Regions from separate parts of the Mus musculus genome. Here region 1 is linked to region 2. A link is a loop called in an ENCODE intact Hi-C map of the cell type or tissue named here. Cell type or tissue: heart. All regions are shown on one strand.

Region 1 (8,000 bases), 720 kb after region 2:
CAGAGATGTGACTGTGGGATGGCAACCCCATCCCTGACTTAATGCCCTGACATTCTGCTGGAGGTGGACTCTGTAAGTTCCCTCTCCCTCTCAAGCATTACATCTAAGGTCCCTCCTTTGGATTCCCGAGAGTCTCTTACCTCTTAGGTCTCTGGTGGATTCTGGGGGATCCCCCCAACCTCCTATTTCCTGAGGTTGCCTATTTACATTAATTCTGCTGGCCCCAGGGCTTCAGTCCTTTTCCCTCACCCAATACCAGATCAGGTTCAACTCTCCCTTCAATAACACCGCCATCTAGTTTCCTCCCTAGGTCCCTCCATCTCCCTCACTTATGATTGCTTTCTTCTCTCTCCCAAGTGGGACCAAGGTGTTCGTTCTTGGCCACTTCAGCTTGTTGATCTTTTTGAGTTCAGTGTACTGTATCTTTGGTATTCTGCACCTTTTAAATTTTTGTTTGTTTGTTAGTTTGTTTGTTTATTGCTAATATCCACTCATTAGTGAGTACATAGCATGCACATCCTTTTGGGTCTGAGTTACCTCACTCAGGATGATATTTTCTAGATCCATCCATTTGCCTGCAAAACACAGGATGTCCTCACTCTTAATAGCTGAGTATTATTCCCTTGTAGTAGTATTCACATTTTCTGTATGCATTCTTCTGTCCTGGGACATCAAGGTTGTTTCCAGCTTCTGGCTATCACAAACAAGGCTGCTATAAACATAGTGGACGTGTGCCCCTGTGGCATGGTGGGGCATCTTATGGGTATATTCCCAAAAGTGGTGTATCTGGGTCTTCAGGGAGACCTATTTCCAGTTTTCTGAGAAACCTCCAGATTGATTTCCAGAGTGGTTGTTGTACCAGTTTGCAATCCCACCAGCAATGGAGAAGTGTTCATCTTTCTCCACATTCTCTCCAACATGTGTTGTCACCTGAGGTTTTGATCTTAGCCATTCTGATTGGTGTAAGATGGAATCTCAGGGTCGTTTTGATTTGCATTTCTCTGATAACTAGGGGCTTTGAACCCATGGTTCCATCGGCATTTGTAGCAGAGGATAGTACTGTCTGTCATCAATAGGAGGAGAAGCCCTTGGTCCTGTGAAGGTTTGATACCACAGTGTAGGGGGATGCCAGGACAGGGAAGTGGGGGTGGGTGTGTGGGTGTAGGGGAAGCACCCATATAGAAGCTGGGGAAGGAGGATGGGATAGGGGATTCAGGAGGGGAAACGGGTAAAGGAGATAACATTTGAAGTGTAAATACGGAAAATATCCAATAAAAAATGGGGAAAAAAGATTTGATGCTAAGTGTCTTTGTTGCTTTGCCAACTCACTAGTCCTTCTATTGAATTTTAAGATTGTTTTTTTTTTATTTATTTTGAAGAGTAATGTGGTAATTTTTATTAAATTACACTGAAGTTGTAGCTTACTTTAATTTACATATATCATATTCTAACTCAACAATTAAAAGACAATACTAATAATATAAAGGTAAATTTTTACAAATTAAATGAAATGAAAAATGCTGATAAGTACATAAATATAATATTATTAGTCATGCAGTAAATGTAAATCGTAACTATAATAAAATGCCACTTCACATTCACTAGGATCGCAGCATTCCAAATATAGATGACATGTATTGACAAAAAGAGTGGAATAAATGGAAGCTTCAAACACAGTTACTGGCAATAATGATAGTGTACAGCCACATCAAAAATGAGTGGTAATTCTTTAAAATGCTAAACATATAGCTACCATAAGAACCAGAATTCTTTTTTAATTTTGTGTGCATTTCTTTTTAATTTTATGTTTATTTGTGTTTTGCCTGCATGTATTTATGTGCACAAAATGTGTGCCTAGTGCCCATGGAGACCAGAGGAAGATATAATCCCCTGGATCTGGAGTTATCTGTGTTTATGAGGTGCCATGTGAATGCTGGGAACCAAACTCAGGTCCACTGGGAAAGCAACCATTGTTCTTAACTGCTGAAATAACTCTCCAGCCCCAGTGACAGTATTTTACTTTCAGGGAAACTTAAAACATATACTCAATATATTGTAAACAAATGGTCGTTACAGTATCATTCATAATACCCAAGATAGTAATAAGCCAAACATCTATAATATGATGAATTAATAAACATCTTTGGCTTTGCCTCTCATAACTTCCCTGAGTTTTCAAATGAGATTTGTGTTTTTTTTCTCTTTCAAATGAATTGGTACTCAGTGATGTATAAAAGAATGAAGCACTGAAGCATGCTGATACATGATGAGCATTGAAAATATGCTAAGTCAAAAAACCAAACAAAAGATTAAATATTATACTACTCCATTCATGTGAAATGTCATTATATGTACATCTAGACACAGAGAGTACTTAGTGGTTGCCTAGAGCTAGATGGTTTGATAAGAAATACAGTGTGGCTGCTAATGGGTATGGTGTTTGTTTAGAGGGAGATAAAAATATTCTAAAATTAGATTCTAATGATGCTGGTATACCTGTATGAATATTTAAAAAGCCCTCAACTGTTTAATAAAGTAGGTCTTACTTGTAAATGGTGCCCCAATAAATATGATTTCAGAAACTTTGATCTCTCAGTATTCTATTTCCATACTTATCAACTCTCTTAGCCACAGCACTAAAGTTGAGTCATCTCCGTTGCAATAAAAGATATGCATCTCAGTAACAAACTCCAGGTTCTTTTACTTAATAAAGAAGCAAGAAAGAATGCTCAGCCGCTAAGAAATAAATTAGAATAGCATTTACAAGACTCATGTCTGGGAAGGAATCAGTGACAGAGGGCCCAACTTAGTACAATGAAAAAAAAACAAAAACAAAAACAAATAACAACAACAAAACACTGCTCCTTTTGTCTCTGTACTTTCTAGAGTCTACTGCCACAGACATGACATGATATAGTGGCAGTAACATCTTTCTTCAGTTTTCAGGAGTTTCACAGGGTTTCCAGCTTGCTAAGTCTTTGTGACACAGTGCTCAGGACACCATAAATAAAGGACAGTTTTCAGCGGTTTACCTGTCTGTTTACATTACTGCCACCTTGTGGCAGCAATCGTAATAGCAGTCAAAGATGAATGAGAAGGAACCAAGTTGGGGTATTTTCTGGTTCTGAGATAGTAATGATCAAGACTAAAGCCTTTACTTTTACACATCAGCATTTTCTTGGGTGCTGATGGATGTTACAAAATAGGATAAGACATTTTATAGAGATATGATGAGTTTCCACGATAATTTATTACTGAAACATAAAGGACTAGATTGTTTTTTTTTTTTGAAATTTGTATCCAATATTTTTATTATACTCTTTCATCTTTGACAGATCATCCAAGACCTCCCCCCTCCAAACCCATAAAACTTCACCTTTTTTCTCACTCTCTCTCTCTCTCTCACACACACACACACACACACACACACACACACACACACATTTTTTAAAACGTCATTAAATCTGATTTTCATTGATCATCTACATTTGAGCATGAAGTCTGCATGTAAGTATGGTTGATACTCACAGCAGAACCTACTTTTATAAAGCAGCTCCAACAGAATAAATCAAATATATAACTCACTAAAAAAAATCTTGCCAGAAAACACAAGAACAGTGATTCTGTGTTGCTTATATTCAATGGTAGGGTTATTGGGTTTGGGATTTTTGTTTTTGTTCTTGTTTTTTTTTTTTACTTATGTTCAAATAGCTTTAAAGTCATTAATGTTACATTTATTTTGAAGAAGAACAAGAACAAGAGGAAGATGAGGAGTAGGAGAAGGAGGAAGAAAAGGGCCATGAGAAATAATTGGTAATCACAATTTGCTCTTGATAAAATGTAGCATGTCAGTGGGGTGATACCCGGAGGAGCCTCCATCTACTCAGAGGGAAGTGTGAGGTGTGGACCAGGAGGGGGCTGCAATAGGGATGTAAAATCAATACAGAATTTAATGAAAAAAAAAGAACTTTTAAAAATTAAAAAAAAGAGCCTGTCAACAAAGAAAAAAAATAGAAAAATATTTTAGCAATGGCTGGGGAGATTACAATGCATCCCAGAAGATTTATCCGGTCTATACACCATCTGTCAAATCTATAATCCGTGGAATACTATGGAGTTTAGACAGAGCCTAAAAGTTTTAGAGTCTTATTTATGTCATTTCTCCACAATGTTCTTATTATTTATACATTTTCTCATGAGGTAGAAGCTTTTCCTGTCTATGAATAAATTGTTCTGACAATATTAAAGTTTTTTGAGTCTTTAAATTTTCTACATTGGGAGTTCTGGGGGGTTTTGTTTATTTGTTTGTTTGTTTGGTTTGTTTTGTTTTGTTTTGTCTAGTAATAAAGGTATCCAGTTCACAGCAATAATAATTGAGGAACTCTATGAAGTCATACCACTTAGAATGTTTTTCCTCTGTCTTCCACCCATGCAACCTGGAATGTGTGTGCATATACACATATACACAATAAATAAGTATAATACAGATATTTTAAAAATAATAGTAAACAGGTGGTGGTGTGTACCTTTAATCTCAGTACTTGGGAGGCAAAGGGAGGCAGCTCTCTGAGTTCAGGGCCAGCCTGGTATACAGACTGAGTTCTAGGAATTGAGAAACCCTGTCTTGAAAATCTAAAATAGTAATAACAAAGATAATAATAAAATAATAATAATAATGGCTTTTAGTCTTCAACATAAGCCCTCTGCTTCAATACCATCTGTACTTATATGTTCTGAGCTAGCATCTTACTGAAAGTTGACTGCACTCCCCTTCCAAAGCCTCACAAAACATTCCTTCCTTATATTCTAAGTTAGAAGATTTATTTGAAATCTTCTTGTCCATGGAAATATTTTTAATAAAGCCATTTTCTGGTTAGGTGCAAGTTGGTTTTCTTCTACGTCTTTGAGTAAGGTTTAATAATACTTTCTAAAATCCAGAAGCCACAAGAATGATCACAGAGCTTCTAGATTGGTAATGGGGTTTTTGCTGTTGTCAAAATACCCACTATCTCAGGCCTTAATGATTCCCTAATCAAGCATACACAAATGAAAGAAATCATGTGATATTTGTCTTTTTGTATCTGACTTATTTTGTTCAATGTGATGGTCTCCAGGTGCATTTAATTTCTGAAAAGAACATAATTTTGCTCTTCTTGTCTGAAAATATTTAGTTTCATGTGTATTACCCATCTTCTGTATCTATTTATCTGTTCAAAAGCATCTAAGCTGGTGCCACTTAGCTATTTTGAATAGTGCCTCAATCGACATAGATATACAAGTGTCTCTCTGGTCTACTAATTTTGAGTCCTTCAAATATTTACCTAGATGTGAGGTGGTTGGATCACATAATAGTTGTATTTTTAAGCTTTCGAGGAGCCATAATTCTGATTTCCACAGTTCATGAACTAATAATTTATATTGCCAGCAACAGCATATAAGGGTGCCTTGTTTTTCACTTCCTATACAGGATTTCTTGTGACTTGCTTTCTTAATGAGAACCATTGTGACCAGAGTGGAATAGACTCTCAATGTGAATTTAGTTTGGATTTCTCTGATGCCTAAGGATCTTGAACATTTTTTTCATGTGTTTATTGGCCATTTGTATTTCCTCTTTGGAAATGGCTGCATCATTTAACTAGCCAATATATATAGATTGAGCTGTTTGCTTTCTTGATAGTTCTTGTTTATTTAGCTTCAGATTTTGATCAACTGCCAAATGTACAGTTATTGAAGTTTTTCCTCTAATTCTGTAGGTCATCTCTTGATTCATTGTTTTTTAGATGAACAGAGGATTTTTAACTTTATATTAGGATGTGTTAATTCGTGGTTTTATTTCCTGAGTTCCTTTCCTTCTTAGAAAGGTCCCATCTCTATTTCGTCAAGTGTTTTTCCCGTGTTTACTTCTCTGTATCCAATATCCCCACTACAATTTGTTGAAAGACTTTCATTTATCCAAAGCATATTTTTGGCACTTTTTTTGAAAACCAGGTTGTTGAACCTATATAGAATTATTTCTGGGTACTCTATATTCTATTTCTTTGGGGTTTGTATCTGTTTCCATGCCAACATCATGCTGGGTTTGCTACCATGATTCTACAGAACAGCTTGAAATCAGGTATAGTGATGGCTCCAACATTATTCTTTTTGCTCAGAATTGATTTGGCTACTCAAGTTCTTTCATGCTTTAATACGATTTTTGAAATTATTTCTATGAGTATAAATATAAACATTTGGAAGTTATTTTGACAACATGACCATATAGCACAATAAGAAAAACCGGTTACAGTGTCTATGACTTTTCCTACCCATTGACTTATCAGTGTCCTTTTCTACATCTATTGAAATGATGTCGTGACACCATTTTCTCCCTGAAATTATTTAGGTTCTGTTTTGTGTATGTCAAGACATCCTTATAACTCTAGAATTAAGCCAAGTTGATTATGGTCAGTAATTTTTGATGTTTTGCTGAGTTTGATTTGCACACATTTGTTAAGAATTTTTACATTAGGGTTGTAGAGATTGCTCAGTGGTTAAGAACACTGGTTACTCATCCAGAGGTGCCAGTTTTATTCCCAGAACTCACATAATTGTTTGCAAACATCCAATTCCAGTGATCCAACAGGTATGCTCATAGCATATATATGCATGTAGGCTAAACATCTGTATGTATAAAGTAAAATAAATAAAATCTTCTAAAATTAAAGTTAAAAACATGAGCTGAAGAAAAGAATTTTTACATCTTTGTCCATCTGGTAAATTGGTCTATAGTTTTCTGCTGTCTTCCTTCCTGTTTATTCCATTTTAAGGAATGCTTTGAGGAGCAAAACCTATAGTTTCTTCTTTAAATATCAGATAGAATTCAACAGTACATCCATCTGTCCCTAGGCTTTTGAGGGGGTGCATTTTGTTTTTCATTATCTACTTCTATTACATTTTTAAAATTTTATTATAAAAGTTTAAGCCATAATAATCCTCTTAGCTTCATTAGTTTCTACTCTAAATCCTCTGTTTACAACTCTAATTTATTGACTTGGGTTATCGTGTCTCTCTGTTTGGCTAAGGCTTTGGCAATTCTCTTTATCTTGTTAAAAGAAGCAAATCTTTGCTTCAATTATTGTTTGTGGAGATTTGAAAATTAAAATTTAAAAATTCTTTTGGATTTTTATCTCTTTTATACTCATTAGAATCCATCATTATAGAATTGATAACCTTTGGGTGTGTCACACTGTCCTGGTTTTTCACACTTACAGTGTTTCTTTGTTGGCATTTGTACATCTAAGTAAGCTCATTGGCTAAAAATTACATGACTGTTTTATTTCAGATGACATACATATTTGTAGTGTTTGGGTGTAACTATTTTGTAGGATGGCTGTTGTATAATTCATCCGCCACTGAACTAGAAGTGGAGCTCAGTAACTATCTATTCAGTCCACACACTCAGCCCACACACTCGGCCCAATCTCCAGTAAGATTCTGAGAGTAAAATGCTAACTCTGCAGTAGCAACTGCAAATGGTGGATAAGCCTGCAAAAGATACAGTATAAGTTAATTCAAAACAATAATCCCTTTGTAACTCTGATAATTTGGGTGGGGCAGTGCAAGCCTTGTTCTTACAAGGCTATTAAAGTGCAGACTAAGGTATCAGGAACTAAACACAGGAAAGAAAGGAAAATAAGCTATTGTCTATTGATTAGTATTTTAGCAACAGACAAATAGAGGAAGGCATGTAAATAGAAATAGGTATTTGACATATTGGTAAGGAAAACAGACTAAAAAGAAGAAAGCATAGGGTGTGATGAAGAGATCGGAATAAAGAAGAAAAGAAGAAAATGTATGGGTTGTGGGTAACAAAGAACACAATAGAATAGGTACAGAAACAAACTGAACAACCATAAATAGTTGAACAATATACAAAACAAAATAAAGCAATTCTGATATATATTTATAACCTTTTAAGATTACTCACCTTGATTTGTTTGGGCATTATTTTATCTTTCTGG
Region 2 (8,000 bases):
GAGATTTTTCTGCTGTGCTGTACCATCTATCTGATGTCTCCAAAGATATATTGCAAAAGAGCCTTGATTTATAACTTTATTCTGTTGCTATATAAAAATCCACTAAACTATTAGCAGGTTGCAGTAATCTGAATCCAAGTTCTTAAGCCATGGTTAATCATACTTGGCTTCAGATTAAACTATGTCATCCCCTTTGAAGCAAGGATGGTTGTTTATGTTGACAGTGCTTTGATAAAAACACAACATTGTGTATCAACGCTGGCAAGTCTGATTCTGATATGTGACTTGTTTAGTTTTAGGATTTAAAGTGATTCATAAGATCTGCAATTATTGCTGGGCGGTGGTGGCTCACACCTTTAATCCTAGCACTTGGGAGGCAGAGGTAGGCGGATTTCTGAGTTCAAGGCCAACATGGTCTACAAAGTGAGTTCCAGGACAACCAGGGCTATACAGAGAAACCCTGTCTCAAAAAAGCCAAAAAAAAAAAAAAAAGATCTGCAATTACTAATAGCTATTTTTAAGTAGCTAGCTATTGCTCTGTGCAATACAGCCCCAGGTGATACCAGTCCTTCATTCCCTTTTTGAACTTGAGTATGTCCAGTACTTATTATCTACTTCATTGGTCTGTAACCACCCTCAAGTCAGAATGCCTAAAAATATTATAGCTACAGATAATGTCGCCAGAAAAACAGACATAATAATATTCAAAACTGTGCATACAATGTTAAACTAAGTCTACACATTAGCATTCATCTGAATTCTGAGTTACTTTAAATTGGTATTTAGATTCACAGATGTGTGACCTCTGGCCCCAGATCAAAAGCTGCTAAAAGATAGAAGTAGTATGTTTAATTTCATGTATCCATGATATGATTTGGTCTATAAGAAAGATCCCAATTCAATTATATTAATAATTAACTATTAACAGAAAGTCATTTGCTCATTTTTTTGTCTACTATGGGACCAGCGCTGTGTATGCAAATGAGCATTTGAAGATAAATGGCCCCATTCCCCAGGAATTCATAGTCTAAGGAAAGAGTTAAGTAAACAACCTTCTAAGGGTAGAGATGCTTAAATAAAGGGTATAACGATGCAGAAAGGAACAGGAGTAACTGGTAGGAAACGCTAGTCCTAAGATCTTAGACTTTGGAAGGACATCAGTTTAGACTAAGAAAACTAGAAAGTTCCTGTTAATGAATCACACTGAATTCCAATATTAAAATGACATATACCTGAGGTAATAAGGGAGGAACAACAGCACGGACCATGGGAGTAGCCCTTAATTATTTATCTACTAATTTCTCATTCCTGTAATTAACTTAACACTAAGACCTATAGATATACGTCACAGTAATTAAATCTGACTTCAATTAAAAATTTAAAGTGAGCTTTACTATTGTACAAAGAGATTAACATACTTAATCAAAGGCAACTAAACTATTTAATCACAGCCAAGCTTCCTAACAGTACAGTGAGAATTTTACGTTTTATAAAAGGTAAGGTGTTTTTCAAATTTTACTTCGTGTTATTTATGGAAGGTAGGTCTGAGTCCATATTATTTCCTACCGCTATACTGTGGTGGGGGTGTGGGGGGGGGGGTCTGGTTTACACATAAATGAACCAAGATGAGTAGTTATATAGTTTGGATCAAGTTAAACCTTACTACTTTACATAATAGATGAAAGAGTAGGCCATTGTTATTAGGTACAGATGTACTTATATTAATTTTTTAAGAAGTATTATACAATATAGTGTTTTGGACCTGACTTAGCTATAGTAAATACACAACAAGAACACCCAGAAGTTATGGTTAGCTGTACACTACCTAGACAAGTTCAAGCCCATTAAAATCCAAGCACTGATAAAAGAGGAGAAGGACTACTCAGGCCCCACCTCTAGCTGAGGAGGTACTAGCAACTGAGGCTATTGCAGTTGGGGGAAATCACTTTTCTTCAAATGGTTGCCCATGCCTGAGTGGACGTGGACGAGCCTACAGCCATGTAAATAGGAGCAGCACTTGACTGGACTCTGGGAGTTAGAAAATGAACATGTTAAAACTTTTCATTGAAAAAACAGTAACAGCCAGCCGGGCGTGGTGGCGCATGCCTTTAATCCCAGCACTTGGGAGGCAGAGGCAGGTGGCCAGCCTGGTCTACAAAGTGAGTTCCAGGACAGCCAGAACTGCACAGAGAAACCTTGTCTCAAAAACAAAGAAACAAACAAACAAAACCAAAAATGAAAGAAAGAAAGAAAAAATAGTAACTACATATTTTGTTACTGGGAATACAAGGCAGGCTAGACAAAGTAAAAATAGCCTGCTTCCATATTTTCAGAACATGAAATAAAAGCTTTTGAAGCTACTGCCTCTAATCCTTTCAAATTTTCTAGGAAAAAAAAAGAGAGCTAATAATTTTAAAGCTCTTCAAATCTCTAATACTTCAGATTATGTTCAAAAATACAATTCAGTAGGCACTACCATTTCTTTTTACTTTAAAAATGCCTTTCTAGGGTTGAAAGGTGAGACAATATGCTTCCCAAATGAGTCAAGTGGGTGACAGAGGATGAACACCATGCCTTAATTCAGAAAACTGTTGTTTCAAGGAACTTGGGAAATAAAACTGATATTTTGACTCAGAGTTCAATAAAGTGCTTGTCACTTTATGCTAATATTAAAACTATACTACAGTCACTATTTTTTTTTACATGCAGTAGAAACAGGACCTCTCTTGGTCATCTTTTCATGATCTGCACCTTTCCTCCAGGCTAGCACTTTAATGTACAGCATATCCTGACTAGTGCTGCAAGATTTACTGGATGACATAAAATTGAACCCATCAAAAAACCATTTTTACCTGTACTTCAGGCTTATAGACTAATAGCGCCAAAAGAGCTTAACACGAGCTACAGAACAGTTACCATAACCCATGGTTTATCTTTTTGCTATCTTGGAGTTGAAGAAAAAGCAATTTATTTTATTTTTCTCTAAAGCCAACCCCTGGAAGGAGCAAAAATTACAGCAACATGGAGCTTCTGTGATGGAATTTAAGTAGTGAAAAAGAAAAAGAAAGCCAAATTGTGTTCATGACGTCACCAGGAAGCTTTATTCTTAGCCCCTACTAATTGCCCAAGTGGCCAGACAGGTTTGGCTGATGGACTTTATGGCTTCAGGAATAACCTGAATTTCCTCAAGTGTTAAATTAGAATGCAGCGGGAACAGAAAGCGAGCACAGTTAGTTCGGAGGGTTCGTAGCAATCGCTCAACCTCATCACCAGTCACCTGCAGTCATTAAAGGGCAGTTCGCCAAAAGCAGTTTGTCCACGTACGCTTTGAGAACCTACACCTCCGCCTGGAGCCATAGGCAAACTCCAGTCGCCTCCCCTAGGTCCTGGCACCATTCCCTGTCAATTTCAAAGAGGCCAAAAATTCACTGATAAGGCAGGTGACAGAAATCCTCAACAAGGGGCGGTACGGGCTCAATTATCTCTGTCTGTCCACTGGCTCCTCTGACCCTCCCCACATTCGAGGATGGCAGCGGAGGCGGAGGCGGCGGCCGCAGCGAGGAGGAGGGTGAAAAATAAAAAAAATAAAAAAAAGGCCAACCCCAGGCCGCTGGAGCCTACCCATCCGCATCACAGCTCCCTCGCCCCACGTGCGGGCCCAAAGGGTCAAGCCCCTGGGCGTGTCCCCAGCACCCCTGCCTTCGCCCCCCCCTCCCCAGCCCCCAAGGCCCTGGTAGCATCTTGACCAACAGAAAGGATACTCTCCATGTTCGACATGATCTCTCGAGTTCACCGGGCGGGAGGAGGGGGAGGGGCAGGTAACACGCGGGACAGGGGCTGGACCCGCGAGTTGTGGGTCGCTTGGGCGCGCGGAGGGTGGCGGTTGTAGCGGGTTTCGAGGGATCCTAGCCCACTTCCTGTTTCGGTTTAGAACCCGTGGTGGGTGGAGTCCCACGAGCTAGAGAGGCGGGACTGGGACGACGCCAACATGGCTGCAGTGAGTCGCTTCGGTTAGGATGGCTCTGGTCGCTTGGGGGCGGTGGAGTCCGAGAGCTGAAGCTTAGGTCCCTCCCACTTAGATGCTTCACGTGCGCTCAGGATAACTGCGCTAAACCTGGTCCGGCATCCCACCGGACTTCTAGTTCTTTCTTTTGTCAACCTGGACGCCGCTTAGCCTTCCGCCCACCTCGTACCTCAGATTTCACACAGTCCTGGTCGTCCCTCATCCCTTTCTCTCAGAGCTTAAGTCTTAAAGGGTGAAGACAAAGGTATAGGACTTTTAAAGTACTTTTTAAAAATTCTGACAGTGTAAAAGAACGGCTCGAGGGGTTAGTGTGGTGGGTAATGTTGAGGTTTTTTAAACAATCTTGAACCTTAGAGTTGTAGGGTTGAAGGGGAAGGAGGAAAAGTCCGGCTCTACTTGAGAGGTAATGTTGCTTCGAAATTTTTTCTCATATTAGTTGGTTTAATTTTATTTTTCTTAAGCACAGCTGATGTATGGTCTAAAATTAATATAAAATCTCTATAATGGGTGGGAGCAGTAATGGGGGTGGTCGTAGATAGAGCTTGGCGTATTTTACGTTCCTTTGACTTTCAGAAATGTCCAGAGGTGGATTTATTAGAAGCACTCTCTGGACTTAGGAAAAGAGGGAATTTTAAGCAGATTTGTGGCATTTCAATTTTAGTGTCATAGAAATTACATATATTACTCTGAAAGTTAGTGTAATTGTCGTAATTGCTAAATCTCAGAAGTTTGTCATTTACCTCATTCTTAAATTCAACCTGTGGAATTATGTGCACAATGCCATACACTTTTTATCCTTAGGATTATTTCTTTTTTTTTTTTTTAACAAAACTGGCTTTAAAAGTGAATATTTTATTATTTTGTGTTAATGATAGTTGGTAAAAAGCTTCAGACTGTTTTCTAACTGTCCGTGTTTCATTAAAAGAAAAAGAGAACCCTTGCTCAATACAAAGTTCTGGGAAGTACAGTCTAGAAATCATTTCAATAGGCAGAACCGTGTAAAGGTTATTTTTAGGTTTGCATCTCACTTTATAGTTGGAGAACAAGACTTATGAAACTGAAAGCTTTGGAAATTTCATCAGTTCTCTGTGTGCCTTAAACAGTTGCCTTCATTGCTGGAAAACTACCTTTGGGGGTTAAAGGTAAAGATATCTGTCTGGAAAGACTTTCCCTTAGCACTTACTATTTTTAACATCATTCCTTCAGTAAAACCATAAATACTAGAACAACCTACCAAAACTTAAACATATGTGAGTTTTAAAATGCTGTTGTTAGAGTTATAGGTATGCAATGTATAAAAATAAACGTTAAATTAAAATTTTTTTCAAACGATAAACTTTTTCAAGAAGTATCTCTTTTATAAGGTCCTTGTTTATAGAGAGTGTTTGCTGCTGCTGTCTGTCTTAAGTAAAAAACAAAACAAAACTGTTATCGTCTGTACTAAACACCTAGAAGGTATTTTACGTTTATGAGGTCTTTTATGTTTTAAATCCCAAAGTTAACTTCATATTTTCTTGACTATCTGATTTTAATCATGGTCAGTTTTATAATTGAGTCAGTTACATGAATAAGTATTTTAAGTGAAAATATTTATAAAATAATCTTTAGATCCTAGACACTAAATATTAATATTTGTTTTGACTGCTTTGTGACAATGCTTTTGTGGCTTTTTAGCAAAATTTACTAAAGTGACTAGAAAATGTAATGGTTTATTGAAACTAAGCTCCATTGCAGGAAAGAATAGGAATGCACCAGGAATGGGAATAGTGTATCTCTTTATAATTTTTCTCAGATTTCCTGTTCTTGTTATAACATCAGGTGGATAATCTGAACTTCTTTAAATTATGATAAAATAAATTCAGAGATGGACCCAAAGGTCAATATTTTTCCTCTATTTACATAGTATAATTGGATATTCAAGTATATAATAATAAATTCTTTATTGAATTAATACCTTAGTTGAGAAGAAATTGAACTGTTTATAAAGGATCTCATAATTACTTCATATAGTAGTTCATATTCTGTAGTAACCTTAGCAGGTATTGTTGACATCTTTACCCATAAGAAAATAGTGACAAAAATAATAAGAACAACAACCAAAGCTTTTAAAAGATGATTTGCATAAGCATGTTTTGAACAAATAGCCTTGTTACAACCTGGTCTCCTAGGTTTCTAATGCACTTCTTTTGAATATGTACAACAGGCTAGCTGTACAGGAGTTCAGGAGAAACAAATTGTCTTAACTGGTGTGCAATCTTTACAGCTTCTCTATGGAGAAATAACTTCTGTTTTGGAAATGCTAGAGAAGTATAAAGTGAGAAGCGTTCTAGTTCGTAATAGGAAAAACTTTTTGTTCTGCCATTTCAGATTTCATTTGCAAATTGTACTAGCAAAGAACTATTCAAGTAACTGATGGAAGAGATTAGAGGAGCTACTGAAGAGATAAAGGTCTATTTGCTAAGGCAAATAGAGGAGCAGATGAAAAATAGTTTAAACAGAAGCAATATGTTCAGGTGTGGTGTCCCAGGCCTAGAAACTTAGCACTCAGTAGTCAGAGCCAAGAGAAGTGCTGCTATTGAGGTCATCCTGGTCTAAATACGAAGGCCTAGGTCAGCCAGAAGTACATAGTATGATGATTTAAAAAAAATATTCGCCTGAAAGAAATAAAATTAGCAAAACTAATACAAACAAAAGGAATAGGTCTGATTGGTTGACATAGGTGACCTAAAACTCATTCAGTTTATGTTTATAAAATGAGAAATGTTTCTAGGAGACAAGATGAAAAGTTGATTGCAAAATTCACATGACTATAAAGAGAAAAATAAACATTGGATCATTAATAATATGTAGATATTTATTCTTTGTGTTAAGATTTCTTTCTTATTTAAATAATAAAGGGTGATATTTGATGGTTATATATATACATATACATATATATATATATATATATATATATATATATATATATTATCAGAAGAATATTTTTGGTAACCTCGGATTCTCACAAAGCAATCAAGACTTATAAATTTCCCTGTCAGGAAACCTTTTGAATAGTTGACTAATCAAATTAAAATTACACTTTACCACTAAAAGATTTGATTGATTCTTAAAAGATGATATGATAAGGAAGAATAAAGCATTTGCTGTTATTAGAGATACTTTCTACTTTAGAATGATTCCACAATAATTTTGAAAATTGCATGATTGAGAAATTCTTCAATATGGGCATAAATGTGCAGAGAAACCCACTATTAAATAAGCTCTTTTCTTTATTATTTTATCATGCAGGCACTGTTTGAAGAAAATTGTTAAGTGGAGAAGTAAAAGATTTTTTTTGAGAAGTGTGGATGAAGACAAAGTAAGGAAAAGATAGCTCTTTTAAAAACCTGTCTTGAATTCTTATATTCCATTTAGAAGCCACTGAACCTGTATATTTACCTATAGTTAATTTTTTACTACTTTGTTGTAACTATACAACTCTTTACCCTAGTCTAATTCTCCAGTCAGAATTCTATCAAAGTCATTCACATGGCACTTACTATTTTATCTGGTAAATTGATTAGAGCTACAACTAAAAGTCTTGATAAATATTTGATTCCTCTGTATTTTACTACATTTAGTCATTTAGTAATAATGATATCTATCTATCTATCTATCTATCTATCTATCTATCTATCTATCTATCTATCTATATATTCAGTGATTTGTAGATAGTGTTATCCTGAAGGCCAGATCAAAAATACTTTAAACATAATCAATATGGTCAGTTGTGCTGTTCCAGGCCTGGAAACTTAGCACTCAGGAAGCAGAGGCAAGAGAAGTGCTGCATGGTTCTTATAGATCCACCCATTTTATCTCTGGATAAAGGTTTCTCAGATGTTGCTATAGGCATTTGACGCTGGATACTTCTTTTGGAGATGGGGTTATCTTATAGTAGATAGGATGCTTCCTATCATTTCTGGCCTCAATCTTCACC

Evidence for each region. A loop is a pair of places that touch in the nucleus more often than their neighbours do. Peaks named below come from ENCODE experiments on the same cell type or tissue, not always from the same donor. Only the 100,000 strongest peaks of a DNase experiment are listed, where the experiment ranks them.
Region 1: a loop joins it to region 2, with 15 times the contacts of the local background. A loop is called at or near these places in 22 of 42 quality-filtered maps.

Annotation. Positions count from the first base shown.
Region 1 is chrX:108,534,143-108,542,142 of GRCm38, forward strand. No RefSeq gene overlaps it. Among named protein-coding and RNA genes, the nearest start is that of Brwd3, 300 kb to the right of the region's middle. In heart, a CTCF peak has its summit at 3,059 (motif pointing left); no DNase peak of the experiment used is centred here.
Region 2 is chrX:107,812,374-107,820,373 of GRCm38, forward strand. It overlaps 2610002M06Rik (RIKEN cDNA 2610002M06 gene), which reads right to left and starts at 3,961. Exons shown (of 8, transcript NM_025921.3): 1 at 3,762-3,961. The coding sequence starts at 3,777. Tent5d (terminal nucleotidyltransferase 5D) reads left to right here and starts at 4,104. Exons shown (of 6, transcript NM_001163104.2): 1 at 4,104-4,268; 2 at 7,313-7,382. In heart, a CTCF peak has its summit at 4,031; a DNase peak (open chromatin) is centred at 3,948; H3K4me3 peaks cover 1,745 bases; H3K27ac peaks cover 1,239 bases.